Linked DNA regions of Homo sapiens: regions 2, 3, 4, 5 and 6 are each linked to region 1. A link is a loop called in an ENCODE intact Hi-C map of the cell type or tissue named here. Cell type or tissue: ascending aorta. All regions are shown on one strand. Region 1 holds the start of FIBIN (fin bud initiation factor homolog). Region 2 overlaps LOC124902649 (a long non-coding RNA gene). Region 3 has its middle 37 kb from the start of SLC5A12. Region 4 overlaps BBOX1 (gamma-butyrobetaine hydroxylase 1). Region 5 overlaps BBOX1-AS1 (BBOX1 antisense RNA 1). Region 6 has its middle 99 kb from the start of SLC5A12.

Region 1 (5,000 bases):
TACATCTAGGCTTGAGTGGAGTGACTGGATGCCAGATAATTTCGTTCTGGTTTTGTAGGAATCATAGAATGTTAGCACTGGAAAGAACCTCATACATAATCTATTTCAGGGTTTTCAAATTTGTAGCAGATGTGTTACCATTCCCCTTCCTGCACCCATGGAAGATATCTCTAATTAGGGATGACACTCTTCACTTCTGTGTCTTTTGAATCCTTGATAACATAATATGGTATGGAAGCATTACCAATAGATTGAAATTAGCATGCACAGGGAAAACAGTTTTCCATCACTATCACATGCCCAATATCCTCCCATTACAGCTGGGAAAATCAAGGAGATGACATTTGTAAGTCTATGAATTACCAAATGATCACTATGAAGTGAGTGATATAAATGTTTTGAGGCATGAATGATTGTGACTTCAAACTACAAACATTTTAGTACCAAATATGATTTTATTTGCCACTGTTGTTATTTTTTCCTCATTTTTTCAGAATAAAGAAGGAAACTACTTTAAGTGATCATTAATCTTCTTTCTACACACAAGTCTAGAAAGCAACAAAAAGTGGGGCCCTGAGTAACAAAAAGAAGTTATAATTGATTTTAAGTACAGTAAGTTAAGCAAAATTTCAGGCATTCGACCACTCTCTCTCATTTTTCAGTATCCTTAAAAAAATTAGTTCGGGAAGTCCCGTGTTTAAATTTAAGAAGACCAGGGGCTGTTATAACTGATGGAGGATAAGTCATTTAGCCTTTCCCAGCCTCAGTTTCCCCTTCTGTAATAGAAAGATATTAGACAGTTCATAGGAATGGAAAACTTATTTTCTTATTCAAGGGAGAGGAGAAAATAAATGTCTGTTGAACAGAAGAATATGAACATTTATTTATTTTCGTGTGTGTGTGTGTGTGTATCTGTGCATATATGCAACAAGAAAGCATATTTAAGGTGAGAGTAAGAATTAGCTAGGGAAAGACATTAAATAAAGTGCATCTCCACCTTTTGAAGCCATTAATTAAATAATGTAGACCTGGCTTCAAAATTAAACATCACTGTAGTTTATAACTTAGGATGGAATGCTTGCTCTGCATAAGGGTACAGGGTATGAGCCTTGTCAGAAACTTTTGCAATTGAATTTATGAGAGAAACTGGAGAAAATTTGAGTCTTTAAGCAGACCTATAGAGATCAAATTTAAAGTTTGGGCAATGGCTAGATTTGTTTTCTTGTGAGGATGTCAGGGTGACTACAGAGAGGAGAATTGCCAAATATGTAGCTATTCCTCTGCCTTCTTTATCATATACTCTAAGTAAACTGGCTTAAATCCAGTCCTTCTCTCTCCTTTTGCATTGGCCCCTTTTAGAAATATGAAAGTTACAGATGTAAATTACAAAGTAAGCCAGTATTACATGAAAACATGTTTATTGCCTGAATAATAAAACTTAGCTAAGGAGTTATTAGAATTAGGATTCCCCCTACTTGAAGTACAAGTTTCCAATAAACAGACAGACAGAAGCAAAACCCCAAATGAGAAAGAATACATTGGTAACCTAAATCATAGGCATTTGTGGGTATGTTCATACAATCTACCTATTTCTTTGTAATTTACTATAGCACTGATGACAAAGCATAGACATACAATGAGAAAGAGCAAATCAGCATATCAGTGTGACTGTGCAACCACTACAAAGCTTGGCCTTCTTAAATGTGGCCACTTTAACTTACACACACCCACAGAGGCATCAGAAATCTCCCTGCAAACACGATTTGCCTATAGTTTTGTGGCAATACTGTTACATAGAACAAAAACAACTCTCAGACCATGGTTAATAAATAAGAGAGAAAAGAAGTAAGAAACAACTTCCATGGGTTGGCAGGCATGCAAAGCAGCACCTTGAACCTCATTTGAAAAACAGGCAACTGGGATAGCTTTTGGAGCCCAGGAGTGAAGGCTAGAGGCTGAAAGGAGCTATGCACTATTATCTTTGGGTATTTCCACATAATCTGCAGGATGGGGAAGTTTAATTCCGCACCACATAAACTGTGCTCTTTTAGATGTGGCTGAAACGGGTGTCTCTGCAGAATTAGAAACCCATCTAGAAATGACATTGCTTAAAATTGTTCTTTCCAGGTGACAATTCCATAACAATCACATAAATAATGTACAAAAACAAAACTAAAAACAAAGTCACTCAAGTGTCCAATTTTTCTCTTTTGAAAGATGACCTTAGATGTATTCTCAAAGTGCAAATCGGGATATAAAAAAATAGTAGGTATGGGGGAAATGTAGCCCCATCTTCTGTCCCCCACCCTCCAAAACGGGGCTGATTTGATTCCCTCTTTCTAGCATTTGTATCCTTCCACCTATACTTTAAGATAATCATTTTTCAGCCGACCTAGTCGGGTCCCATGGCTCCTAATGGTGAGGGCCAGCAGCTCGTATTTGTCCCTGAGCCCCACAGAGATGTCCAGTGTCTCCTTCAGCAGGGACCTGGTGTGGACCAGCATTCCCAGAAAGTCCTCGTTGAGCCTGCTCTCCTGCCGGCTGTCCTGTTCCTGGCCCTGCTTGAACTTGCTCTCCAGCTCAGTGAGGGATTTGTCCGAGTTGGAGTAGGCATCCCCGATCTGGTGGGACTCCCGCCGCAGGTACTTGCCATAGCTCTCTTCCCCGTCTAGGTCGTAGGAGATGCTTTTGCTGATGCCCTCCAGCACGCGCCCAGCATCCTCCACCTGGCGGCCCAGCACGGTGAACTCCTCCCGCAGGGTGAGGCTCAGCAGGCTGCCAACCTGGCTCCCCTCCCCCTGGGAGCAGCGCCTGTGGTCACTCACCCTGAAGAGCAGCTGGCACTTCTCGGGGTCATCGTTCTCCTCATAGTCCCCATCGGGCACGAAGTAGTGGTGCAGAGTCCCATTGGACATCTCTGGGTAGAGGGGGCCATCGAAGTAGCCTTGACACAGGTGGCAGAAGAAACTCATGCAGAAGAACTTCAGAAACACCATTCTGGATATTCAGGATGGCCAGGGACCCCAGGAGGAGACTTTTTACCCAGGCACAAGGAAGGGAGTGTCTTTGCGAGTCAGCGTCTCCCTGAGACAGCGTCCGCCTCAGTCCCAGCTGGCTTGCTGCTCCCTGGCCCCCAGTCCCCAGCAGGCTTCATGTGGCTCTGCACACCAGCGTCTGGGTAGCGCGCCCGCCGCAGCGCAGGATGCACCCACCCTTGCGCCCCTCGCTCGGTGACTGGAACTCCTCCGGCACAGGCGTAGCGGGGAACCCCTCCTCCGGGGCCCTGGCAAGATGCTGGCTCTGTTGCCCTCCTCTCGGAGTTTCCCCTTGCTCCCGGGAGATGGAGTGTGTAGCTGGAGAGAAAGGCTCTTGCCCCCTGATAGTATTTCAATTTCTGGACTGGGTGGGAATGCGGAGCTTTTCCTTTGGCTAAAGATATCCTGAGGATCTCTCTGCTCTCAAATTACAGCTGGTTTCGTCACTTGGAAGCCAGGGAACAAGTTTGGAAAAGAACCTCTCACCAGGTCTCCACTATTAAAGGTACAGGGTCGCTTTTTAAAGGTTGGAAGGGAAGACTCTACAATAGAATTTAGCTCGAAAGAGAAAATGAGAAGAGAATAAATGGAATTTCCACCACAAAAACCCTGGTTTGTTATTGACATATTGGGAGGGGGAAGGAATGATTACCCTGGAAAAATGCCATTTCACGTGTCTCAATAAATATCAGGTTGGATTTTCTGAGTATATCTATTTTTATCTTTAAAACTTTGTGACTTTGAAGGCAAATTTAAAGTGTCAGAAATTACAGTTTTGTTTGAAAATGATTGGTTAATTAAAATTTATATCAACAATACTTTGGATGAAATGAAAATACAGAAAGTTGCTTAATGTATAGTCTTTAGTATGTATAAGAACAGAAGCAGAAAAATGAAATTTTGCCAGCTTAGTGAGTTAAAGGACAATGAGATCCTTATTTAATTTTATGAAACAATGCTAAGCATCTGCATTGAATCTTGAACCTAATGCTTTTATAGTTGTTGCCTCTTTTGAGAGTCTTGAAAGCTTTTGAAGAATGTTTCTGGTACTATTATGCCCATTTTCCAGATGGAGAAATGAAGGAGCAGAATGTTAAGCAAATTGATTATAGTCACACAGTTAGACTTTAGTTGAGCCAGAACTAATTGTCACAAGGTCTTTTAATTTAACTTGGGGGGAGAAAAACAATGTTTTTTTTTTTTTTTTTAACCTGGCCATTTTAATTTCTAATTTATGAACTTATTGGCAAATGGCCATCCTAAAGGCCATTCATTTGTTTAATGAATATTTCTTGAGCATTTACTGCATGCCAAAATCTATTTGAGGTAGTGGGAATACAGCTGTGAACAAAAATAAAGACAAATCCTTGCCTTCCTGGCACTTATATTTTGGGAAATAGAAAACTTAAATTTTTGAAAATAGGTCAGGCGTGGTGGCTCACGTCTGTAATTCCAGCACTTTGGGAGGCAGAGGTGGGTGGATCACTTGAGGTCAGAAGTTCGAGACCAGCCTGACCAACATGGTGAAACTCCATCTCTACTGAAAATACAAAAAAAAAAAAAAAAAATAGCTGGACATGGTGGTGCATGCCTGTAATCCCAGTTACTCAGGGGGCTAAGACAGGAGTATTGCTTGAATCCAGGAGAGGGAGGTTGCTGTGAGCCTAGATCGCACCACTGCAGTCCAGCCTGGGTGACAGAGTAAGACCTTTTCTCAAAAAAAGAAAAATATGTAAATAAATAAGATGTAAGTTGGACATCAATAGGGCTGTGGAAGAAAAGAAACAGAGGAAGCATGGGAAAGCAGAAGCAGGCAGCACTCCTGTTTCTATGGGTATTTTCTCCTTCTTCCTTGAAATGTAACTGAAACATTCATGTTGACTTGCCAGTGTTCCATACCTATCTCCCTCCCCAAGTAATAAGGGACTGGCTTCATTCAGACTCACAGTGCCACACTGTTCTGGG
Region 2 (5,000 bases), 150 kb after region 1:
TCCATACTGAAGCACCATCCTGGAATGAGTCAAGTGGCACGGGCTCAAAATAATGCCTTTGCCATTTCTTAGCTGGTACTTTGGGTAGCCTGTTTAACTTCTCTGTACTTTAGTTTCCTTATCTGTGAAAGGAAATGATAACGTCTACTTTATAGGGTTATAGTATAAAATTAAGTGCATCTTATGCAATGAATAAATAAATAGTAATTGATATTGTTATTATGAATATTCATTCCATTCAAACTGGTTTACACAGAATTCTCTTGTCCTTATAGAAATGAGGTCCCAGTGTTCACATGTAGATAAGAAAACACAACAAACCTCTACTATTTCTCTACCTCCTGTTCATCCTATTGGTGTAATTAATATCTTAAATGTGTGCTTTGAACAAGTGATAGATGAAGAGCAACAGCCATCACTGAGAAATATAAAAATATAGAAAATTAAAAGCTAAGTACTTGTCAATGGTTTGTTAGTCCCCAACCATCATGATTTTTTTAAATTTTATTTTCTAATGGAAGGGTTATATCTGTCTTTTCTCATAATGACTTAGGTACTTGCTCCTACCAAACAAGCTAAAAAAAGAATGCCATTGAAAATAAAATACTGAAATGTTGACATCACACTCAAAATATTACTTAGCTTCTATTCTTTGCTCTTGGAACAAAGGCTGTATACACACTGGTCTTTTCACTTTTAGTTATGCTATTCTCCTTGTGTCTCCTCTTTCTACTTATCCACCCTTTAGCCTAGTTCCTGCTTCAAGTTTCACTCCATAGACCTAAGGATAAAGATGAAGACCATCTCTGAATGCCCAGTCTTTTCTGACCAATCCCTTTTCCATACTCAGGTAGACTTAGAGTCCATCCAATAATTTGAAAGTTGGCATCCTATTATTGTGTAAAATCCATAAAAATAAAGCTTATCAGAAGAAATAACATAAAATTGAGAATCTGAGTTTCTGTTGTTCCACTTCCTGAGAATTGAATGAGGTCTATCGTATTGATCTTCCTCACAACTAGTATTGATAGATTGGAGACATTTCATAAATGTTTGTTTGACTAATGATTATAATTTAGGTAACTAATGTATGACAGTGGCTGACACATAGTAGATGCCCAAAGATCTTAATTTATTTCCCATTTTTATTATAACCATATTATAACCATGCTTCTTACATGCCACACAAGTTCATGGATTCCTAATTAATTGTTGAGAGCTTGCCTCTGTATAGGCTTCCAATTAGAGTAGCTCTGCAATAAAAAAACTGAATATCTAAAATTCTACTTTTAACTGATTTAACAAGTTGTAGTCAGACAACTAGGTCTGTTAGATATTAAAAATCTGACATAATGAGTAGCATGTTGTTTTTTTTCAGGGATATTGTTTCTTAAGGGATGTGGCATACTGTGGCATTTTTTCAAAGATAACCATCTCAAACATTCTTCTTACAATATAATATCGATAGACCTCCATCATGAGGCAGGATTTTTACCCTCTCTCTCCACGCCTCCCCTCAAGCCTGGATGGACCTTCATAACTGTCTCAACTAATAGTGGATGCCAGAAGTGACACTATGTCTTCCTAGCCTGGCTGTGACCTTTCTGGGACATTTATCTTCAGAACTTTAAGTCAACATGTAAAAATTCAGCTACCCTGAAGCCCCCATACGGGGGAGAACATGTGAAGACACCCCATAGCGTTACAGATGCCCAAGGAGTCCCAGATAAGTCAGCCTACAGTCCTCTCAGATCAGACATCAGAACATGTGAGGGAGGAAGTCTTCAGTATGATCCTGGCCCTCGCCATTGTCTGACTGCAACCTCATCAGAGACCCCAAGTCAGAAGGCCCATATTGGCTTCTCTTAGATTCCTGACCCATAAAATTGTGAGAGATAGAAAACGATTATTATTGTTTCAAGCCACCAAGTTTTAGAATGATTGTTGCACTGCCATGGAAACAAGCAGGGCAATTGGGGGGAAAAAAGTTAGTCTAATTAGGTTTAAATTGCAAGACAGATGAGCCATGTGTTAGAACATTCCATCCTTGAATCTCAGTGATCACTGTGAGGGTAAGGCAGAGACTCTGCCCAGTCTGTGAGGTTTCCATTGATTCCTGGGGTTGTGGTAACTGAAGTGGTCTAAGACAACTTTGCTCTGAAAAACTCATGGCTCTGGAAGAATAAAATATACTTCTTCTTAATAGTTTTTCCAGTAATTAAAGTTTTATTTCCACATCCGTTTTAGTAAGTGTAAAAATACATTTCAAGTCACTCTTTCCTTCAAAGTGGGAAAAGAAGGTGGGGGTTGGGGGGAAGCAGAGCCCACATGTCTCCAAATAAAAGCAATTACAAGCCCTGCCTTCACCGAGGTCATACACCTATATTGTGGAAGGCATAGGATGGTGGAGGGAGATTTTCACATCTGGATTTCATCAACTCATATTGGTTATAACTTGCAGACTGCAATTTCTTTGCCAATTTTTTTGTCATTAATCCCTTGGTAGCATAAAAAGAAAAAAAAAAGGTTCTAGACTCTCCATAAACTGCAATTGGGCAATAGCTGTTGTGCACAATAGGCAGCCCAGACTTGCTAAATGTGAACAAAACTCCCCCCTCACTGCCACTAAGGTGAAACAAAATGTGAGGTCTACATAAGTGGAAAGAGGTAAATAGCATATTTTTACTTCTGTCCATGAGTGATGGGCATGAAAACAAAATGTGCAAATCCTACAGGGGCTGAGAGCAAGAAACCCATACAGTCCATCAGTGTAAAAGGTATTGAGTGCTCACTGAGCCCTTCTGGAATTGCTCCAGAGGAAATGGTTTCCTGAGGCCTTGTTCTGGCAGGGTAGAAACAGCATTGCTGATAGATGATTGTTAGGTTTATAAACAAGAGAAAGTATTTAAGAAGGCAAATGGAGGAACACTTTTTTTCTACATATTTTACCCTGCCAGTAAGTAGAATCAGAAAAAGAGAAATTATAATTCCCAAACGTAACTTGGGCTTTTCCATCAGGAGGTGGCATGGGCTCTTTTGAGTCCAAGGGCAGAGTGAAATGATGAATAAATGAAAACTGGAACTTACTTTCTGCCTCTTGGCTCCAGTGAATAAAGATCTTTGGTGTATGACTGATGCTTAAAAGCCTTTTAAGCACCCTAAACTATTTTCGGATTAGATGACCAAGTACTTTAGAATGTGTTAGTGCCTGATGCTACCAATTAGGTAATACAATATTTTCCTTTATCCTTACTTAATTTAGAGTCATGTTTAAGAGGATGGGTCCCAGGCTTATACTCAGATTCCCTACCCCCTGACTGCTTGAGCAGGGGTCTCCATTTCTCTGTGCCTCAATTTCCCCATATTTAAAACATAAGTAATATTTTGTGAGGATTAAGAGTGTTTTGTGAGGAACAAGTATAATCAAATATCTAAGTGCCTGGGACTTAGTTAGAGCTCGATAACTTTTAGTTGTTATCCGCATCTTCAACTATACCTGCCTGACTTATTATGAACCTACACACAATTTTCTATGTTGGTTTTAGTCTCTTTTTAAAATTTTTCTCCCTATTGAGTAGTGAGTTGACTATTACCCCTTGCAGTATATAATCCCACAAGTTGTAGGTAACAATTAACCCTCTCCTTTTCTCCTCCTAAGTCTTAGATGATTTGTCTGGAGTTTAAACAGATCTTTCACATTTGATCTTACTAACAGCATTTAAAAACTGGTTCTTTTAGCTATTTTGAAATAGACAATACACTGCTGTAATTAATTATAGTCACTGCTGTGCAGTAGAACACCAGAACTTATTCCTCCTATCTAACTGAAACTTTGTGCCTGTTGACCAATATCTCTCCTTCCTTGTTCACCCCAGCCTCAAAGCCTCTGGCATACCCTCTGCTTCTGTGAGTTTGATTTTTTTTTTTATTCCACATGTAAGTCAGATCATATGGTGTTTGTCCCCTTGAGCCTGGAAGTTTAAATGTTCTCCCCACAAATGGTACATATTTGAGGTGATGAATATGCTAATTAGCCTGATTTGCTCATTTCATAATGTCACATATATCAAAACATCACATTGTACCCCATAAATATATACAATGACTAGTTGTCGGTTAAAAATACAATTAAAACCCCGAATCTGAAAAAAAAAAAACAAATACAAACCTCTGGATATGATTGAAGAGATGACTATTAGACCACAAGCTCTGTGAGGCCAGGGACAATTTTTATTTTGTTTACTACTTTGAAATACATAGAATGCAGCAACATCAGTTTTTCTCTCCATTATTTTTGCTATTATTATTCCAGAATAGGCTGGCTCTCTATAGGAACTCTCAGTCAGGGTTCAGTCAGGAAACAGGTGGCTCTACTCAAAGTGGACACTTTGAGTAGAAATGAATAAAAGCACTATTTTGAAAGATGTGGGCGAGGTTTAGGGAGCATAGCAAAGTCTAGTGTCTTCCCTAAGGGCCAGTGACAGTGGGGGTGCTGGGACTGCCACTGAGCTAAAGAGACCAGGGCAGAGTAGAGTTACCAGGAGCCAGAAAGAGGGAAGCTGTACGGAGGAAGAGGCCTGAAGCGAGCTGTGTGGAAAACTGGCAGGTAACCATCCAGCGAAATGAATACCTTGCTACACTATGTTCCTGCCTCTGGTTTCTGGCTGGTGTCCCCCATTGGCAGAGTATAACTAGAAGCCAGAGGGCTAGGGAGCCTATGCTATAGTTGCTTGGGTTTAGGCTCCTAGAGCACAGAAGAGGGAGGAAGAAATGTGGAGCCTGGACCTGGAGAGCAAATGAAAGACTTCTAGCACAGGATTGAATATTCAGCCACTTCTATGCTGTGCTCTTTCATATTCTCTAGCCCTAATATTTCCCACTTAACCTTTAGATACTCAGTATTCTCACTCAGTCTGTCCTCCAAGGACTACCCAGTGATCTGGAATTTACAGCTTCATTAATTCAGTAAATACTCATGGAGCAAGAGCAAGCCAAGTGAG
Region 3 (5,000 bases), 240 kb after region 1:
GGAGCCTGAATCCCTGAGTGATAAATTGGAGGAGAGTTGCACAGGGGAGCTCCCTAGGAAAGCTATCCATCAGGCTGGGAGTGATACATAAGCCTTTATCCTGTTAAGCCACAGAGGTTTGAGGTAATTGTTACTACATCATAATCTATGACTAAAACAGAAAGCCCCTTTGAGGATTACAACTCTCCAAGAATATATTCACACCCTTAGTCATTAATTCCAAGGCATAATCTTTTTAGTAGACCAGCTTAGTTAGTCATGAGCTATGTAAAAGTCAGTTCTCTTCTCCAGCCATTTAAGAGTCGACGCCAATAATCCAGATGTCTGTTAGTCTCTTAGCTAGTTCTACTTTGCAGCCTTCGGCATGCTTTCCAGTTGTCACACCTCAGCTGGGAACGTCTCAACCCATTAAAGGGAGTCTAATAAAATTACACCTCAAAAAGCTAGTATTTGATGTTTCTATTTCTTTCTTCCCAGGGGGCTCATTGATTGCTATGCAAATTTACCTAAGACATCCCCAGAGATGAACTCTATATATCAAGGAGTTTCGTGGGGGCTGCCTAGGTTAGTAATTGAGAAACTATTAAATCCTTCCTCTAGAATAGGGGTGAGCAGACTTTAGTCTTTGGTAAATTCTGGTCAGTGCCCTGCTTCTTTACAGCCTGTAAGCTAAGAATGGTATTACCATTTTTTAAAAGTTTATAAGTTTGTAAATCAACAAGAAGAAAATGGAGGAGGAGGAGGAAGAGCAGCAGCAACAAAGACCTCGTGTGGCCCCCAAAGACTTAAACCTTTACTTCCTGGCTTTACGGTAAAAATTTGCTGGCCTCTCTTTAGAGCAGTGGGTGACAGCAAACCTTAAATTGGCATAATTATAAGGACTCAGTTAAGTGATACTTCCTAGAAAAAGAAAATTTACTCCAAGGTGATTTTTGGTGCCCATTCTTAGAAATAGACATACATGGAATTACTTTTTAAGCTTACCCTCACTTAAGTATCTTGCTAAAATTTAGCAGTGTCTGTATGAATGTGAATAATTTTGGAAAGTTATATGCCAAAATATCAAAAGCATCCCTTTTTGCATATAAATTATTCATGTCATTTAAAATATATATTTTTTGCCATCTGTGGTTTTCTAATTTTTCACTCGTAAATATATATTACTTGTATTATTTTTCAAAATATTCTCAAAAAAGAACTGTGTATAGTTGTGGGTGAAATGAGAAACAGGAACTTTAACACATGAAATGTATGTAGAGGTTAAGTCTTAAGAACAATAATTTAATGAACCAGGGGAATTTCTCCTGGAGATAAGAAAATTCAAAGGAGCTGTGATCACATCTCTGAAATATCAGAAACAGCCGTCAGGGAAAAAGTAATTTAACTTATTCTATGTGATAAGAAGGAGTAGGAATAGAACAAATTGGGCAGTTCGTAGGGAGACCAATTTCTGTTTATTATAAGAAAGCTCTTTCCAAAAGTCAGAGCAGGCCAATATATGTGATTGTCATGAAAGGTATTGAGAAGTACACTGGATAAATATTTGACAGGGAAGTTGTAAAAGAGATTTGATCATACACAACAGGACTAGAGAGGGGTCTTTGAATCTATTTCTAATCCTGTGTACAAGCACACAACCCTGATTCTCTGAAAATATTGCTGATCTCAATAACACATCCTGTATCTACTCAGGTCACATGCAGTCTGCACATCGACCTAATGCCCAGTCATTACTCATCTTTTTCTAGTCACTAATATATAACATTTCTGGAACCAAATTCATAGGGGAAGAATTAAACAATCTGATTGTATTCTATCTTTGCACTGACAAGAAATCTTCAGTAGAAACCTGGTACCTGACATGCCTCAGGTCCTACCCAGATAGCAGGAAGAAAGAGAGGGCAGGCAGACAGTAAAGGAGTAGGAAAGAAATTAGAGGAAGGGCACAGGTGGGGTTGTGATACAACCAGGGCTCTTTTCCCAGAACTAAGACAAAATTACCAGGTGACTATATTTTCCCTCCAGGAAAATCAACCCTGTCTTGCTTCTTTCCATTGTTTCTGGGCTTTGTGTGGATTTTTTTTTTTTTTGTCTTTCTGATTTTTTTATTATTTTAAAAATATTTTTATTGTCATGGTTATTTAAAAGTGATCTAAAGAAAAGAGTAATGTGTCCAGATGGCAATGTTAAAGCAACCTGGAGAAATTAGCAAGCAAGTTGTGTGATCAAAGACAGCTGCTTTTTTTGGTATAATTAAACACTTTTAGGGGGAAAAAAACTACATACAAGAGCAGAGCTAAAGGTGCAGCCATTGGCCTTCTACCTAAAAGTCAGAAGCCAGAACAGCATGTAATCAGCCTCACAGACCAGGGACACAAGAAACCACTGCAGCAAATCTTAAGATTGTTTTTTTTTTCCTTGCCCCAAAAGCTGCTTAAGATTAAATTATAGGATGTTGATGATACTTATATGTCCTTGGAAGTCACTTCCCATCTCTGTGCCTCATTTTCATTTGGAATAAGATTAGAACTACTGTTCCTAACCCAAAGTCCCCGGGATCATTAAGGATTTAGGAATATACGATAATAACAAGAATTATTAAATTGTTTTTAATTATCTCTAAAAGCTTAATGGAAAACATAAGCCATAAAAGTAATCAAACTATTGAGTGTCTGCTTTTGTTTAAAATTTATCAATGCATTTAGATCATATTGGTTTATAAAGGTGATGAATAGTGCTAACTGGCTACTAATCATTTAACTTATACTTTATAAGTCTATTTATTTATTGAACTTTATAGGACTTGCTGGGATATAAATGGTGAACAATGTTGGTAACCAAACATGGTCACCCTGGTCATGACCTGTGTGAAGCTCTCTATTAAGTGAAAAAATAAATGAAGAGTCTGGGCTGATAAAAAGATAGAGAACTCCAGAGTAGGTAATTTCTAATTGTCCCTCAAGTCCTTATGTTCTTCAGTTTTAGGTTTTTAATTTCTGACGCCTAAATTTTCCATGATCATATTTCATATTGTTCATTCAAAATTAGCTTCTTGGGATAAACTTGGTAAATCTAAATCCACTCTCCTGCAAAGGAGAAAATGGGTGACATTTATCATTACAGAAGCAGTAAAATTGACAACCAGCCTTCTTTGACTATATCATAGGTACCATTTAAAGGATAAAACAGCTTTTGAAAATGTAAACACCAATCCTTTACTTTGCCAAGGTTTTCCCTCTTTAGGAGGGCCAGGGCTGATGTTCTTAAGCACACAACTATTTCCTTATGAGTGTTTCCATAAAGCTCTTTTTAAAATAGAAACATTTACTTTGGATCTTCCTTGTGAGCAATGACAAGAATGGAGTTGACAACTACACAGAGAATCTCAGTGCCCACCTTTTCAAACTCTAGATGTTTAAGTGGCCAAAGTGTAGTCTCTTTCTTTCTGTAATGTACTATTTCAAGTCTTTCACATCTGCCATTGGTGTTATTTTAATAATTGGTTTTTTTGGCTTTCAATCTTACCATCTGACTATAGCAGTAAGATAACTCATTCTAAGGCATAGTTCTAAAAATACTTCCACTTAAAATCCTTCAAGGGCTTTTCACGGAATACAGAAAGAAATGAAATCTTCTTAGCCTGGGATTCAGGGCACTGTATGTTCTGGTCTGGGAATTATTTTTAGACTTTCTCCCCATTACAATCTCCTCTGTCTTTAATTCTAGCAATAATTCTGTACTTATTTTCCTCCATTGTGTCATGTACTTTTCATGCCTCCAAGCCTTTGTTCATGGTGTTCCCACCAGCAAGATTTTTCTTTATTTTCATTTTGAATTTTTTTTTCATTAAACCTTTGGGGACCAGCTGAAATATTTCTTCAAGAAACATAAGATCCTCTCAGCTCTTCTGCCTCTGTACTTCATTGGTACTTTGAACATATTATATTTGACATTACATTGCATTATATAGACTTGCCTGTTACATTTATGAATGGCTAGAGATCAAGAAATAAGTTTTTAATCTTTAATTTCTCCCAGGACTTAACAGAATCTCCAAAATAACTTAGTTGCCCCCCAAAGTAGTCAACTGACAAATTATTTTCTGAAAATTATCCTAGAGAAATAAAGTACCTACATACAAAGAGATGTCCTCCTGTTACTTAAGAACTAAAAAGTAAGACTTGTTTAATTTTTTAATGTTTGAGATAAGCCTCCACAATCTTCATTAAAAGCTTCCCTCAGCTACTTTGGTGTTACCAAGTTACCAAATGTCATGACCAGTACTCTGGTTGCTTTATTGTATTTTATGCTACCAGATTAAGAGCCTGCTCTCTGATGGCTGCTACTCGAAAATCACCCTTACAGCAGATACTTTTCAAGGGTCCTGAACACAAAGATTCTTCCTGATTTCTGAAAAGAACATGTTACCAATCAAGAAAAAACAAATTTTATTTACTTCAAAGTAGGGAATATCCTCTGCAGGAATGAAGGATGAGGAACCTGAGGTTTTGAGTAGATCTGACCAGAGCTGCTCAGAGGTATCAGGCACAGAAGAGGATCCTGAGGCAAAGGTAGAGTGGCCAGTTACTAAGACACAGGAAAGAAAACAAGCCAGAAGATTAAAGAAAGAGTAGAGCTCAATAGGTACGCAGACTTGGTGTCAAAGGTAGAATAACATGGAATCAACCGGAGTGTCCATCAACAGATGAATGGATTTCAATAATGTGGCATATATATACAATGGAATACTATTCACCCCTAAACAAGAAGGAAATCCTATCATCTGCAACAACATGAATAAACCTGGCAGACATTATGTTAAGTGAAATAAGCCAGGCACAAAAAGACAAATGCCACACCATCTCACTCATATATGGAATCTAAAAAAAGTCAAACTCATGGAAGCAGAGAGTAGAATGGTGGTTATCAGAGGCTGAGGCTGTGGGGTTGAGGAGAGGTTGGTCAAATTATACAACATTTCAGGTAGAGAGAAGAATGTG
Region 4 (5,000 bases), 68 kb before region 1:
AGAGATCTGATCTAACCCACCTCCTCCATCTTGCCTTTCCCTTAATCATTCCTGGGCTTAGGCTAAGCTGTCTTTGAGAGATATTTAATTTATAGTTTTAAATGGGAATAGGCCTTCCCCAAGAACTCAATGGCCTTTGCAAAACTAATGAAAGACCATCAGGTTAGGGGAAAGAGAGGAGCCTGATTCTGCTAAGGCATAGAAACAGATTGTCAGCCATTCCTGCAGGTAACACCACTATTGTATATGGGCCTTTGAGATGTTTTTTTTGTTGTTTTTTTTTTTCATGTCTGACACCTATGGCTCCACTGGACCCCATGGGTCTACCTAGACCCACCAATCCTGCCCCTGTGGCCCCACTCAGAAATGATTTAGCCCACAGGAGGATGGCTTTGACCCCCTATGATTTCATCTCTGCCCAAACAAATCAGCAGCAAGCCTAGTCGCTGCCACTCCTTTCCCAGAATGCCTTTGAAAAACTCCTAACCTATGAGCGTTGGATAGATTGATTTGAGGACTAACTCCATCTCCCCCATGGCATGGCTGGCCTCATGTCTATTAAACTCCTTTTTTACTGTAAAACCATGGTCTTTCTTTGAGCAGCAGGCAGGAAGAACCCCTCAGACAGTTATAATAAAGTCACATGCATTTGAGATAGCTATATTCATTTCACAGAAAACCTAGAGATATTTCTCTGCAAGTCAGTAGGTCCATTTTGCATATGACAGGCAAAACAGAACAAAGACATGCTTCTTAAACATATAAATCCAGTGAGCTATTCTCCCACCTGTGTATCTGAGTTATGAGTTTGGGTGACTTTAGGGAAGGAATCTTTATTAGTCTCTCTTGGGAATGGAATGCATTTCGGAAGATGATGTGGTGGCTTAATTGCTCTAAGGCAGCTGTTTTGACAGGGCTGTTTGGAAGCCATTCTGACCTGGCAGCCCTGATACTGTTGGGACATCCTAACGCAGCTTGAAAAAAAACAACAACCCACCAAGTCTTGCTAGTTCTTTTTATAATTACCAAACAATAGTGAAACAATACACTTACCCCATCCCTGATTTGCATTGCAGGCTCCCACCTCTGAGAATTCAAGAATGGATGTAGCAAGGCTTAGAGATGGGGGCAAAATATCACATGGGCGAGGCATATTTCTTTTGTACATTAATTGAATTAAGAAAAACACACAAGATTTTTGCTTTATGACAATGCTTTGTAAAAATGGCCTCTGCACCAAACCAAATCTGGTTTTTGCACTGTCATAAAGTCTCCATCTTCAAGTAAATATATGGTTCTCTGCAAGAAAGGAAGAACTCTCTACTTTTTCTTGCCATGTACAAGACGAATAGATTTTAGAGGGTCCTAACAGTTATTTGTGAGTTTTCACTTCCTCTTATGGAATGCTACTTTTGAAACAAAGGAGTGCGTTATAGCTATAGACTGAAGGGCTATAATCTGATTTAGTAGATGGTAAAGACTGCCATGAGAGAGGCATAAAGAATTGTGGGGAAATATTCTTTTTTTTTTTTTTTGACTGTGCAATGTACTCCATCCCTGGATTGCTGAGAAAACTGAGCAGCCTGTCTCCATGGAAATAAAATATTTTCTTCAAGTTATAGCTTTTTAAATCTCAATATTCTATAAAAAATATTATTAAAGTTAGAGATTAATACAAAAATACTTCAGTACCAATTCAGAGAGATAATCAAGCATCTATCATTCTGATATTGAGGATTAATAAAAAGAACAAATATTTAGCTTCATATGTATATCATACTATATAGTGATTTTTTTTTCCATTTTGGTCCTGCCAGTTATATGTTGGGAATGTTGCATCTCAAAGTTAGTGACAAAAATGAGCATATAATTATGCCAAAATTTCACGAGAGCTAAATTATAATTAGTACATAAAAACCTTGTCTCTAATATGATTTAAAGTCTTCCATTTTCACCCATATGTTTGGAAACATGTACTGCTGAGCTTCAAGTGTTAGGATTTCAGTTGAGAGAGACTAGAGAATATGGCCGGCAACTTGCTGTCCTACAGGTCATATATGTTCCTTTTGAATACAGATTCTACACCCTCCTCCATCCTCCCTGCCTCTCAAAATTTCTTTGTCTTTTACAGGACTATTTCTAGGTCATGCTACGGTTACCCTGACCCCAGTCACTCCCTATGCTGGTCCATCCAAACTCAGAGCCACGATCAAGGCCCTTCTACAACACAGATGTGATTACTTCACTCTCTTTTGTGGGGTAAATATAAGCCAAGAGCCAAGCAGGTGCACTGTGGAGGAAGGGAGAATGCAAGAAGAAAAAAAGAAAGCCCGCCAGGCGCGGTGGCTCACGCCTGCAATCCCAGCACTTTGGGAGGCCAAGGTGGGCGGATCATGAGGTCAAGAGATCAAGACCATCCTGGCCAACATGGTGAAACCCCATCTCTACTAAAAATACAAAAATTAGCTGGGTGTGATGCCGGTAGTCCTTGTAGCACCTGTAGCTACTCGGGAGGCTGAGGCAGGAGAATCACTTGAACCCGGGGGCAGAGGTTGCAGTGAGCCGAGATCGCTCCACTGCACTCTAGCCTGGTGACAGAGGAAGACTCCGTCTCAAAAAAAAAAGAAAAAGAAAGCCTAGGAGACATGTACAAACTTGTAGGCATTTGAGAAGTTATGTTCATTTGATTAAAATCAGAAAGACACAACTCGGAAAATGTAAAATACAGATGAAAAAATGAAAGCAATCATCTTCTTAAACTTATAAAGATCTTAAACTCATTTCTCTGGCTTTAAAAGAAGAGCATCAGTATGGAGAAGCTAAGGGGATGGCATATCTGAGCCCTTGTTGGGAAAACTCTTAATCGCCTGCAGGTTTAGGACCAAGCAGGGCATATAAGCCACTTCATGGTTTGGCCCCTTCCTTCTTCTCTGTTGCCTAACAATTTTAACTTCACCAATATTAAACTAATTGCAGTTTTCCAAACCTATCCTACTATTTTACCCTTTGATGATTTTCTGCCTGCCTTTTTCTTTGTTGAGAATTTCCTTACTTTCTATCTATCTTTGCCTGACAAACTGATTGATTCTCCAAAGTGCAACTCAAGTATTACCTCATTTCTGAGGATCATTCCTTCATCCCTTCAAGTTCCTTCTTCTGTGTCATCATTAACTTTCTATGTGTGGTTTTAATGTACTTCAAGTAATGTCTTATACTTATTTTCTCATGGCTATTGTTCCCTTTCAGACTTGATAAGTCCTCAAGGAGAGAATCTATGTCTTTTAAAAAAATCTTGATATTTCCTTACAGAGGTCCTGGCACAAAATAGATACCCAATATATGTGCAACTGAATAGAAATTTATGAGGGAGTGATAATTATCCGTGTCTTCCTTTCAGCTATGACTGTGTCCCATGATAAAAGTTTTTTGGATGATGATCATTTGTCTTGTCATTTTTGAGTTCAACAGCGAGTGCCAGGGGGAAGATCAAGGAAAAATTGTCTGCATCTTGATTCCAGATTTTAAAAGCTCTGTAACCCTCACTCCAAGGGTTATGCTTGCAGAAGAGAAAACATTACTACTGGGACTAAAAAACAAAATCCTTTCACAAATGTAACTGAGTTTGTTTGCATGCTCTGGAATATAAATGTTTGAAAATCTGCAATGGCAATGAAATAAGGTATCAAATTCTACAGGCAAAAAGCCATAGAACCAATATTCCAAAAATGGCTCATTAATTTCTTTTTTTTACCCACCAACTGCACAGCTTGAGAATGTATTTTAAAAATCTGATCTTGTTTTAAACTATTAAAATATTTTCCAGTGTCTAAATAGCAGCCAGTTCTTATATTATTCATGATTGCAGCCTGTCATTGTGACCAGTTTTTTCCACTACTTAATTGAGTGTAGTATCATTTCCATTTTGCTACTGCCCGATAGTACTGAAAAATGTAAGCTATAAAACTGCACTCATCAAGAAATATTAATGGAGGAGGATGTCCATATCCTTTTACAATGCTTAAAAGCTTAAGCTGTAATAATAAAAAGTTGGCATGTATTTCCTGAAAAAATCAAAAGGAGAACTTGAAGGAAATGAAAGTAAAATCCAATAGGATTATAAAATTAGAGCAGAGTTAAGGAAAAATATTTTGAGTACCAGAAGAAGTCTAAAATAAATTTAAAAAAATACATTTGTGACACTGCGATGTGACCCAGACAATCGGTACTAAATTATGTAATTGGAGACTCCTTGAAGAATTTAGCAATGCACTCATTGGAGGAAGGCAATAAAAACATCTTTCCCTGGATACCCATCTGGATTTAACCAGCTAGATACAGGGAAAAATGAACTGGTAGTTTAGAGAGAAAGCACTAGGACAAAACCTTGTCAGCCATCAGAATGGTGAGACTAAAGAAATGGAGGAACCAAATTCTTGACATGGCTGGTCTATGCTTAAAGAGAAAGGGGACAGTATCATGCTCTATTATTGATAACCAGAAGAAATGGTGAACCTATTTGGTTCAAGTTGATTAGTAACATCTTCATACCTAGTAAAGTGTCATAAGTCTCATTTAAAGCCACGGAGAGTTACCACACATGTTTAAGAATTTCAGATTTGAAAGGAGTTAAGGTAAAATCTCTCTCTTGGTATGTGGCTAAGAATTTCCAGGAGAGGTGTTACAAAACTCAACAAGGCTGGTATATTAGCCTGTTCTTGCATTGCTATAAATAAATACCTGAGACTGTGTAATTCATAAAGAAAAGGGATTTAATTGGATCACTGTTCTACAGGCTTTATAGGAAGCATGGTGCTGACATCTGCTTGGCTTTTGGGGAGGCTTCAGGAGACTTAAAATCATGATGGAAGCTGAAAGGGGGAGCAGGCAGATCACATAGCAAAAGCAGGAGAAACAGATAAGGGAGGTGTTGCTACACACCTTAAAACAACCAGATCTTCAAAGAACTCATTTGCTATTGTGAGGATAGTACCAACAGGATG
Region 5 (5,000 bases), 160 kb before region 1:
TCCTTTTATTGAAAAATAGTATTAGACATCAAGATCTGGGTACTAGGTGAGCCACTAGATTTTGATCCAAATACTTTTGTATTATGTTGGTGTCTGTGAAATGACACATTGAGATGAGCTGGTCAGGGAGGCACTGCAGGGCAGGGTATAGAATAGTTATATCAAGCCAGAGTCACGGAATGAGAGTGTTTACTGGAACTTGAGTATACCCAGAAGGGAATGTTGCTGAGGAGAGTCTGTGGAAGAAATCAGTCTGTGGAAGAAATCAAGGATGTTTTTATAGGCAGTGTGAGTCACAATGATTCTGCAGTGGTGATTACATTCTAATGATCCCTGACTTCTTTAGAATTGTTTCGATGCTTTCTTTTCATTCCAATTATCTATTGCTGTGTAACAAATTACTCCAGAACTTACTGGCTTAATACAACAATTGTTTTATCATCTCTCTTGGTTTCTGTGGGTTAGTGATTTGGGGAAAGGCTCTGCTGGATGGTTCTGGAGTCTTTAATGAAGTTTCAGTGAGCTGGTGGCTACAGCTGTAACAGTAGAGATATGGAGCAGCTGGGGACAGCTAGATCTCTCACTTATATCTCTTCTTCAGATAGTCTCAGGGCTTCTCCATGTCGTCTCCTCATGTAAACTAGCTTGCTTCCTCACAGCATGGCAGCCTCAGAGCAGTTGGAGTGCTCACATGGGAACCAAAGACCCCAGTGCAGGTGTTCCATGGGACCCTCACCCTTTCTGACCTCACTTTAGAATTTACTTTCACTGCAATCTATTTGTTACAAGTGAGTTACAGACTGCTCAGATTCAAGGGGAGGGGATACAGACCCATCTCTCGATGGGCAGAATGCCAAAGTTGCATTTTAACAAGAGTCTCTGGGATGAGAGTCATTGTTCTGAGCATCTTTGGGGGAAAAAATCCTCCACACATTCACATATGCTCCCAAGATTTCTAGCATTTGAAAATATGGCATACATTCATAAAAGCTGAAAGGTGCTGCCCTAAATTGGAAGGGTCTTTATCTGGTGTCTTTCTGTACATTTCTTCCTTTATTTCTCACTGTCATGACTTCTTAGAATTTCTTTCTTACCCACTATCACTCATCTACTTTCCCATGTCATGTTTTCTGATTCTGTCTTGAGGGACATAAAGATTTTCTTTAAGTGGGCTGTTTGCTCTTAGTGTGGCTGAAAGACGACATGTCTAATAAAACACATAAACGGAGAGAGATGACACAAATGAGTAACGGAAAACAGAAGGAAAAATGAACAACGATGGGGAAAACAGAGTCAGTGGCACTGAAAAATATGTGAGAGCACACACAGAAGGGACTGAAAAATGTTTAAGAGTGAAAATAAGGAAATATTAAACAAAAGAAAAAACTGCACCAGTGCTAAGAATTGTCACAGGCCTATTTTCTACAAAATAGTAAAACTGGGAATCAGGGATGTCCTTAAATCATAAAAATTGTGTAAAAAATTAAATGTAAGTGAGAGAAGAGGGTCCATATTGCTTATCAGACCTGCCAAGGGGTATGTGGCTAAAGCAGCTTTAAGATCCAGTGATAAGGTCAGGTGCGCTGGCTCACGCCTGTAATCCCAGCACTTTGGGAGGCCGAGGGGGGTGGTCACCTGAGGTCAGGAGTTTGAGACCAGCCTGGCCAACATGGTGAAATCCCGTCTCTACTAAAAGTACAGAAAATTAGCCGGGTGTGGTGGCATGTGCCTGTAATCCCAGCTATTCAGGAGGCTGAGGCAGGAGAATCACTTGAACTGAGGAGGCGAAGGTTGCAATGAGGCGAGATCATGCCATTGCACTCCAGCCTGGGAAATAAGAGTGAAACTTCGTTTCCAAAAAAAAAAAAAAAAACAAATCCAGTGATAAAATGTCAGAAGCTCACATGGAGAAGGACTTGTTCAAAGTTACAGATAGGAGCAGGAGAGCTCTGAAAATCTGACGTCACTGATTCAGTGACTATGTATGTCCCAGCTGAGATTCAGCTTGTTTTGGCCCCATTCTGCTTCCTGGTGAGACATGCTGTTCCTCCCTTGCAAGTTTGTTCATCTGCTTTTATCTCACTGTCCAGTTAACATTCATCCATTCTCCTGTTGTTCTTACTAATACTTATGATATGTCCACACCTTTACCAATTGCTATTGTCTATTCTACAGCTGAGCTCTTTCTTAGCACACTCTACACACACACAGAGACACAGACACACATAGACACACACAGTTTTGTTTCTTTGGTTGTTAGAAATCACAGTTTTCTTCTATGTGCAAAGAGATACACTGGGTATGAAAACTCCATGAATGGAGAGGGCATGACAAAATCTAGACGTTAAGAATGCTGCACTTCTTAGCAAGCAATGAAAGGACAGAATTCATGAGTTCAGGAGGGAAATTTTCCTCTGCCATGCTACATGAGGGAGCTCTAATTTTCTATTTTCATAAAGTTTGTGAAAAGAAGTAGTGTGTATTTAATAAAGGCTGCGGGTTAATTTCCAGGGCAAACCACTAGATGGAGGCCCTGCCTAAAGAACACACTTGAAGAATGAGTCACTCCGATCTGCAAGTTTCCTCTTCCAAACGTGAATTGGAAGGCCGGGAGCAGTGGCTCAGGCCTGTAATCCCAGCACTTTGGGAAGTCATAGGTGGGCAGATCATGAGGTCAGGAGATCGAAACCATCCTGGCTAACATGGTGAAACCCTATCTCTACTAAAACAAAACAAAACAAAAAACAGCAACAACAAAAAACCCAACCAAACAAAAAAACGTGAATTGGGGGCACCAGCTGAAATCCTAATTTATCCAAAAGGCTCTGTAATCTTGTCTTGTTGTAGAACACGCCTCCTTTCTAACCGCTTTGTCAATTCTCCACTTTCTTACTCATGAATTGCCCCAAAATTGGGTCATGCAATGCCCCATGGTTCCGTACACTTATACAACTAACTATAGGAATGTTTTTTACTCTTTAAAGACTTTTCCCTTCTGAATGCCAGAATGCCAACTTTGTCTTTATTCTCCATTTCATGAGCTTTAAGTGCTACCTGACCTGTGAAGAGTTTGTTGTTTCTTGAAAGGAAACCTTGACAACACAGGTAATCTCCCCAGTATGGGATTTAGAGTCTACATAGTAAATAAACAGAGACAAATCTGAAGGTAGCTAACCTCTTTTTCTGGGGGTGGAGTTAAGTTTTTCTGACTGATACAGATTACTCCATAGCTAAGGCACTTGGGACAGGCCTTATTTTTTATTGTGAGTATTATTAGAAGCAAGTGTACGTTTACTCTGCCAATAAAACTCCATTGGTTTAAACGTATTATAGCTGCATCTCATAAGCTATACACTCACAAATATTTAACATTTTCATCAAATAAATCTTCACACTTGAGATATACAAGTCAATCAACAATTCACAGAGCTTACTTTCTTTTATTTTGTGTATAAGAAAGCAAGAATGGAGATGGGCCTAGCTTCCCAACCTACATCTTTCTCTCGTGCTGGATGCTTCCAGGAATACTTGAACATCAGACTCCAAGTTCTTCAGTTTTAAGATTCGGACTGGCTCTTCTTGCTCCTCCAGCTTGCAGACAGCCTATTGTTGGAACTTGTGATCATGGCTTGGGAGCCAAGATGGCCGAATAGGAACAGCTCCAGTCTACAGCTCCCAGCATGAGCAATGCAGAAGACGGGTGATTTCTGCATTTCCAACTGAGCTTTGAAGAGAGTAGTGGTTCCCCCAGCACGCAGCTTGAGAGATGGGCAGACTGCCTCCTCAAGTGGGTCCCTGACCCCCGAGTAGCCTAACTGGGAGGCACCCCCCAGTAGGGGTGGAATGACACCTCATACGGCCGGGTACTCCTCTGAGACAAAACTTCCAGAGGAATGATCAGGCAGCAGCATTTGCGGTTCACCAATATCCGCTGTTCTGCAGCTACCGCTGCTGATACCCAGGAAAACAGGGTCTGAAGTGGACCTCCAGTAAACTCCAACAGACCTGCAGCTGAGGGTCCTGACTGTTAGAAGGAAAACTAACAAACAGAAAGGACATCCACACCAAAACCCCATCTGTACGTCACCATCATCAAAGACCAAAGGTAGATCAAACCACAAAGATGGGGAAAAAACAGAGCAGAAAAACCAGAAACTCTAAAAATCAGAGGGCCTCTCCTCCTCCAAAGGAACGCATCTCCTCACCAGCAATGGAACAAAGCTGGATTGAGAATGACTTTGATGAGTTGAAAGAGGAAGGCTTCAGAAGATCAAACTACTCCGAGCTAAAGGAGGAAGTTCGAACCAATGGCAAAGAAGTTAAAAACTTTGAAAAAAAATTAGATGAATGGATAACTAGAATAACCAATGCAGAGAAGTCCTTAAAGGACCTGATGGAGCTGAAAACCATGGCACAAGAACTATGTGACGAATGCACAAGCCTCAGTAACCAATGCGATCAACTGGAAGAAAGGGTATCAGCGATGGAAGACGAAATGAATGAAATGAAGTGTGAAGAGAAGTTTAGAGAAAAAAGAATAAAAAGAAATGAACAAAGCCTCCAAGAAATATGGCACTATGTGAAGAGACCAAATCTACGTCTGATTGGTGTACCTGAAAGTGACGGGGAGAATGGAACCAAGTTGGAAAACACTCTGCAGGATATTATCCAGGAGAACTTCCCCAATCTAGCAAGGCAGGCCAACATTCAAATTCAGGAAATACAGAGAATGCCACAAAGATACTCCTCAAGAAGAGCAACTCCAAGACACATAATTGTCAGATTCACCAAAGTTGAAATGAAGGAAAAAATGTTAAGGGTAGCCAGAGAGAAAGGTCAGGTTACCCACAAAGGGAAGCCCATCAGACTAACAGCTGATTTCTTGGCAGAAACTCTACAAGCCAGAAGAGAGTGGGGCCCAATATTCAACATTCTTAAAGAAAAGAATTTTCAACCCAGAATTTCATATCCAGCCAAACTAAGCTTCATAAGTGAAGGAG
Region 6 (5,000 bases), 170 kb after region 1:
GTGCAGAGAGGAATTGTGGGGTTGGAGTGCCCACACAGAGTCCCCACTGGGGCACTGCTTAGTGGAGCTGTGAGAAGAGGGCCACTGTTCTCCAGACCCCAGAATGGTAGAGCCACCAACAGCTTGCACCATGCACTTGGAAAAACTGCAGGCACTCAAAGCCAGCCTGTGAAAGCAGCTGCAGGGGCTGTATCCAGCAGAGCCACGGCGGGGAGATGCCCAAGGCCTTGGGAGCCACCCCTTGTATCAGCGTGTCCTCCATGTGAGACATGGAGTCAAAGAGATTATTTTGGAGCTTTAACATTTAATGACTGCTCTGCTAGGTTTCAGACTTGCATGGGGCCTGTAGTCCCTTAGTTTTGGCTGATTCTCCATTTTGGGATGGGAACATTTACCCAATGTCTGTGCCCTCACTGTATCTTGGAAATAATTAACTTGACTTTTATTTTTACAGGTTAATAGGCAGAGGGACTTGCTTTGTCTCAGATGAGACATTGGACTTGGACTTTTGAGTTAATGCTAGAATGAGTTAAGACTCTTGGGGGCTGTTTTGTAAGCATGATTCTGTGTTGAAATGTGAGAAGGAAATGAGATTTCAGGGAGGCTAGGTGTGGAATAATATATTTTGGCTCTGTATCTCCACCCAGAACTCATGTTGAATTATAATTCCCAGTGTTGACAGGGTACTTGGTGGGAGGTGATTGAATCATGGGGGTGGATTTTCCCCATACTATTCTCAAGATAGTGAGTAAATTCTCATAAGATCTGATGGTTTAAAAGTGTGTGGCACTTCCCTCTTTGCTCTCTCTCTCCTGCTCTGCATGTGAAGATTGTGCCTGCTTCCCCTTTGCCTTCCACCATGATTGTAAGTTTCCTCAGGCCTCCCCAGCCATGTCTTCTGTATAGCTGGCAGAACTGTGAGTCAATTAAACCTCTTTTCTTCATAAGTTATCCAGCCTCAGGTATGTCTTTATAGCAGTGTGAGAATGAACTAATACAGTATATTTGAGAGTCAGAAGTGCGGATAGTAATTAAGACTTAGAATAAATGAGATTATCTGTGGAGAATCTGCAGTGATAAAATAAGAAGCTTAGGGCAGAACTACAAAGAATACAGGATTTAGGGTATGAGCAGGAAAGGGATGGCTGCTAAAGAGAGTAAGTTTTTGTAGCTTGACAGTGAGAATAAAACCAAGAGAGTAGAGTGCCACAGAAGTGAAAGTTGAGTAAATTGTCATGGATGTTAAAGGAAGTGCCACATATTACTTTCACTAACATTTAATTAAACAAATCAAGTCACTTGGCATCTCTGACTTCAGGGGGACAGGGCAGTATAATCTTACCTTGTACTGAGAAGAAATAAAACAAAAAATATGAGTGAGAGCCATGACATCTATCACACTTTGTAATAAATTATTCCTTCTGTTTTCAGCCCCACATTTCATTCCTGTCCTCCATTTCTATACCAATGTTTTTGCTGAATTCCCTGGCTCTCTATGGTTCTTTGTGACAAATTTGTTTATTTCTTCCCTATATTCTTTTTGTGCTAGTATTCTAACCTCTGTTCTGTTCCCACAGTAACCACTGCTTTTGTCCAACAGAATTTAACTGAGTTTGCTTATTTACTGATGACATTTCATGTCCCCTTCATTACCTAGAATGAAAAAAATTAAAGTTTATATATATAAATTTTAGTAGGATCTTCAGTGAGACAGGCTATAAATATGTAAGTCTAGTTTATTATCTTTCAATAAATATTAAGTAATATTTATAATTTTAAAAATTTTACACTGGGCCAGGCACGGTGACTCAGACCTGTAATCCCAGCACTTTGGAAGGCCAAGGCAGATCTTGACCTCATGATCTGAGGTCAAGAGATCAAGACCATCCTGGCCAACATGGTGAAACCCCATCTCTATAAAAAAAAATACAAAAATTAGCCAAGCGTGGTCGTGGGCGCCTGTAGTCCCAGCTACCTGGGAGGCTGAGGCAGGAGAATCAGTTGAACCCAGGAGGCAGAGGTTGCAGTGAGCTGAGATTGCACCATTGCACTCCAGCCTGGTAACAGAGCAAGACTCTGTCTAAAAAAAAAAAAACAAATTTTTACACATCGCTTTTTGTGCTCTAAATAAGAAATATTTGCCGGCCTCCAAGGTGTGAAGATATTTTCCTTAAAATTTTATGGTTTTGACTTTTATGTTCGGGTCAAAACATAAAAGATGGACAAGATGATTTTGAAGATGAAGCCTGTAGTGGCAGACCATCCACATTAATTTGTGAGGAAAAAAACTCATCTAGTCCATGCCCTGAATAAAGACGACCAACAATTAACAGTAGAAATAATAGCCAACATCACTGACATCTCAACTGGTTCAGCTTATACAATTCTGACTAAAAAATTAAATTATAAAACTTTTCCCTCAATGGGTGCCAAAACCAGCTCAGCTGCAGACAAGAGTGGAGCTTTCAATGGAAATTTTAAACAAGTAGAATCAAGATCCCGAAGCATTTCTTCAAAGAATTGTCATGAGATAAAACATGACTTTACTTGAATGATCATGAAGACAAAGCATAATCAAACCAATGGTTCCTAAGAGGTGGGCATGGTCCAGCTAAAGCAAATCAGACTAATAAAGAGTAAAGGTAATGACAACAGCGTTTTTAGGATTCGCAAGTCGTTTTGCTTGTTGACTTACTGGAGGGCTAAAGAATGATAACATCTGCTTATTATGAGAGTGTTTTGAAAAAGTTAGACAAAACTTTAGCAGAAAAATACCAAGGAAAGTTTCACCAGAGTTATTCTCCACCACAACCATGCCCCTGCTCATTCCTTTTATCAAACAAGGGCAGTTTTGGAAGTATTTCAAAATTATTAAGCAATTGTTAGGCAACTACCTTACAGTCATGATTTGGCTTCTGACTTCATTTCCTAATCTTAAAAAAAAATCTGTAAAAGGCATTTATTTTTCTTCAGTTACTAATTAAAAATGACAGCTGGGTGTGGTGGCTCACCCCTGTAATCTCAGCACTTTGGCAGGCTGAGGTGAGTGGATCATTTGAGGTTAGGAGTTTGAGACCAGCCTGACCAACACGGTGAAACTCCATCTCTACTAAAAATACAAAAATTAGCTGGGCATGATGGCACACGCCTGTAATCCCAGCTACTCAGGAGGCTGAGGCAGGGGAATCGCTTGAACCCGGGAGGCAGAGTTTGCAGTGAGCCAAGATCGCACCACTGCACTCCAGCCTGGGTGACAGAGCAAGACTCCATCTCAAAATAATAATAATAATAATAATAATAATAATAATTGTAATTTAAAATAACTGCATTGAGGTGGTTAAATTTCCACAACCTTCAGTTTTCAGGAATGGACTAAATGGCCAGTATCATTGCTTACAAAAGTGTCCTGAATTTGGTAGAGCTTATGGTAAGAAATAAAATTTATATTTTTATTTTTATATTTTAATTCAATTTTTCACAAACTTTTCAAAATCACTTCATAGATGTCTATTGTGAAGTATAGTAATTTGACCCAGACACATTATTTCATCCTTAATTTCTTTCTTTTTCAAAATTCTTTTGAGTAAAAATCTATTTGTCCATGAATATCAAGAAATAGGGTATCACACGGTTGTTTGGAAGTCTAACTAGAAATTACTTATCAAGAACTGTAAAGGGTCTGAGATTTCACCCTACTTGCAAGCTAATAAGTTAGCCTCTCATAGTTTCATGAATGCTGGCAGAAGACATGATATTTTAGGTCAAAAATTGCATTATCTTGTCAACCAGCACCTTGGAGGAGGCCAAGCCAGGGCCACAGTTGGAGACAGTGTCCTGACCAAGAGAGATTGTGGGAGAATCATGGTGGACAGAAAGCAGGAGTAGATTGCAGCTCCCACTCAGACGGACAGAGCAGTATGTGGAGGCGTGCATCATGATCTTTTGTTCCAGAATGACTGCAGGAATATATTAGGAAAGCCAAGAGAACCCACAGACCCTCTGAAGAAAGCAGATTGCTCCCGCGGGGCTTGGGAAACACCTGGAACACACACCCCCACTAGGGAACCTGAAGGTCTAGATTATGAGAAAAGATTCTGACCTTACCTGGAGCTGAGTCAATTTAGAGAGACAAGCTAAATACAGGGGTAGAGGAAGCAGCAGGAAAAGCCTTATGGTCTCACTGGGTCCTCTAGCAAGCCATTTCTGCCCTGCCTCACAGGGATCCTTGGGGAGGATGGTCAGAGGCACTGGGTAAAGGCCACAGAGAGAAGCAAACCTCCAGCTGAACTTTGTTAACAATTTCAACCAATCGAGAAGTCTCCTGGCCAGAACTCAAGGGAGGGAGTGAATCCATTGCGCAGACTCCACAGGTGGGGAAAGAAGGAAAGCCCTAATTTCTTTTGCAGCTGGGAGGTGGGTAGCCTGGGGCAAGTTCTCGGTCCTGCTCACCCACTACCTGGAAGTAGACTTGGTGCTGTTGGTGGGGGACGTGGTGGGAATGAGACCGGCCCTTTGGGTTGTGTGGATATTGGATGAGGCCTGTCACTGCTGGCTTTCTCCCACTTCCCTGACAACCTGCATGATGCAATAGAGGCAGCCATAATCCTACTAGGAACATAACTCCATTAGTCTGAGAACTTCACCGTCATCCCCAGCAGAAGCTGCAGCAAGACCTGCCCAAGGAGAGTCTGAGCTCAGACACACCTAGCCTTGCCCCCACCTAATGGTCCTCCCCTACCCACTCTGGTAACTGAAAACAAATGGCATATACTCTTGGGAGTTCTAGGGCCCTGGCCACCACCTCTTCCTCCCCATACTACTACAGCTGATGCTCTCTTGAAAGCGCCACCTCTGGACAGGAGATCAACCAGCACAAAAATAGTGCATTAAGCAACCAAAGCCAAGGACTCTTACAGAGTCCATCTTACCCACCTGCCACCTCCACCAGAGCAGGTGCTGGTATCCATGGCTGAAAGACCCACAGATGGTTCACATCACAG

The links. Hi-C counts contacts between places; a loop is a spot of excess contacts. Peaks named below come from ENCODE experiments on the same cell type or tissue, not always from the same donor. Only the 100,000 strongest peaks of a DNase experiment are listed, where the experiment ranks them.
Region 2: a loop joins it to region 1, with 4 times the contacts of the local background. A loop is called at or near these places in 10 of 110 quality-filtered maps.
Region 3: a loop joins it to region 1, with 5 times the contacts of the local background. A loop is called at or near these places in 14 of 110 quality-filtered maps.
Region 4: it touches region 1 in a loop (2.5-fold over the local background); 4 of 110 quality-filtered maps call a loop at or near these places.
Region 5: a loop joins it to region 1, with 7 times the contacts of the local background. A loop is called at or near these places in 4 of 110 quality-filtered maps.
Region 6: a loop joins it to region 1, with 2.5 times the contacts of the local background. A loop is called at or near these places in 3 of 110 quality-filtered maps.

What each region holds. Positions count from the first base shown.
Region 1 is chr11:26,992,523-26,997,522 of GRCh38, reverse strand. FIBIN (fin bud initiation factor homolog) reads right to left here and starts at 3,411. Exons shown (of 1, transcript NM_203371.2): 1 at 436-3,411. The coding sequence starts at 2,996. The coding sequence ends at 2,361. LOC124902650 (a long non-coding RNA gene) reads left to right here and starts at 3,412. Exons shown (of 2, transcript XR_007062630.1): 1 at 3,412-3,540. In ascending aorta, a CTCF peak has its summit at 2,714 (motif pointing left); DNase peaks (open chromatin) are centred at 2,723 and 3,302; H3K4me3 peaks cover 5,000 bases; H3K27ac peaks cover 5,000 bases.
Region 2 is chr11:26,840,140-26,845,139 of GRCh38, reverse strand. All of the region lies in intron 1 of LOC124902649 (a long non-coding RNA gene), which reads right to left. Among named protein-coding and RNA genes, the nearest start is that of SLC5A12, 120 kb to the right of the region's middle. In ascending aorta, no CTCF peak of the experiment used is centred here; a DNase peak (open chromatin) is centred at 2,809; H3K27ac peaks cover 5,000 bases.
Region 3 is chr11:26,756,801-26,761,800 of GRCh38, reverse strand. No RefSeq gene overlaps it. Among named protein-coding and RNA genes, the nearest start is that of SLC5A12, 37 kb to the right of the region's middle. In ascending aorta, no CTCF peak of the experiment used is centred here; no DNase peak of the experiment used is centred here; H3K27ac peaks cover 2,911 bases.
Region 4 is chr11:27,060,192-27,065,191 of GRCh38, reverse strand. The region is part of intron 4 of BBOX1 (gamma-butyrobetaine hydroxylase 1); the gene reads right to left. The region is part of intron 3 of BBOX1-AS1 (BBOX1 antisense RNA 1); the gene reads left to right. Among named protein-coding and RNA genes, the nearest start is that of BBOX1, 22 kb to the right of the region's middle. In ascending aorta, no CTCF peak of the experiment used is centred here; no DNase peak of the experiment used is centred here; H3K4me3 peaks cover 940 bases; H3K27ac peaks cover 1,527 bases.
Region 5 is chr11:27,156,496-27,161,495 of GRCh38, reverse strand. All of the region lies in intron 2 of BBOX1-AS1 (BBOX1 antisense RNA 1), which reads left to right. Among named protein-coding and RNA genes, the nearest start is that of BBOX1-AS1, 60 kb to the left of the region's middle. In ascending aorta, a CTCF peak has its summit at 2,512 (motif pointing right); a DNase peak (open chromatin) is centred at 2,555; H3K27ac peaks cover 336 bases.
Region 6 is chr11:26,818,856-26,823,855 of GRCh38, reverse strand. No RefSeq gene overlaps it. Among named protein-coding and RNA genes, the nearest start is that of SLC5A12, 99 kb to the right of the region's middle. In ascending aorta, no CTCF peak of the experiment used is centred here; a DNase peak (open chromatin) is centred at 3,035; H3K27ac peaks cover 984 bases.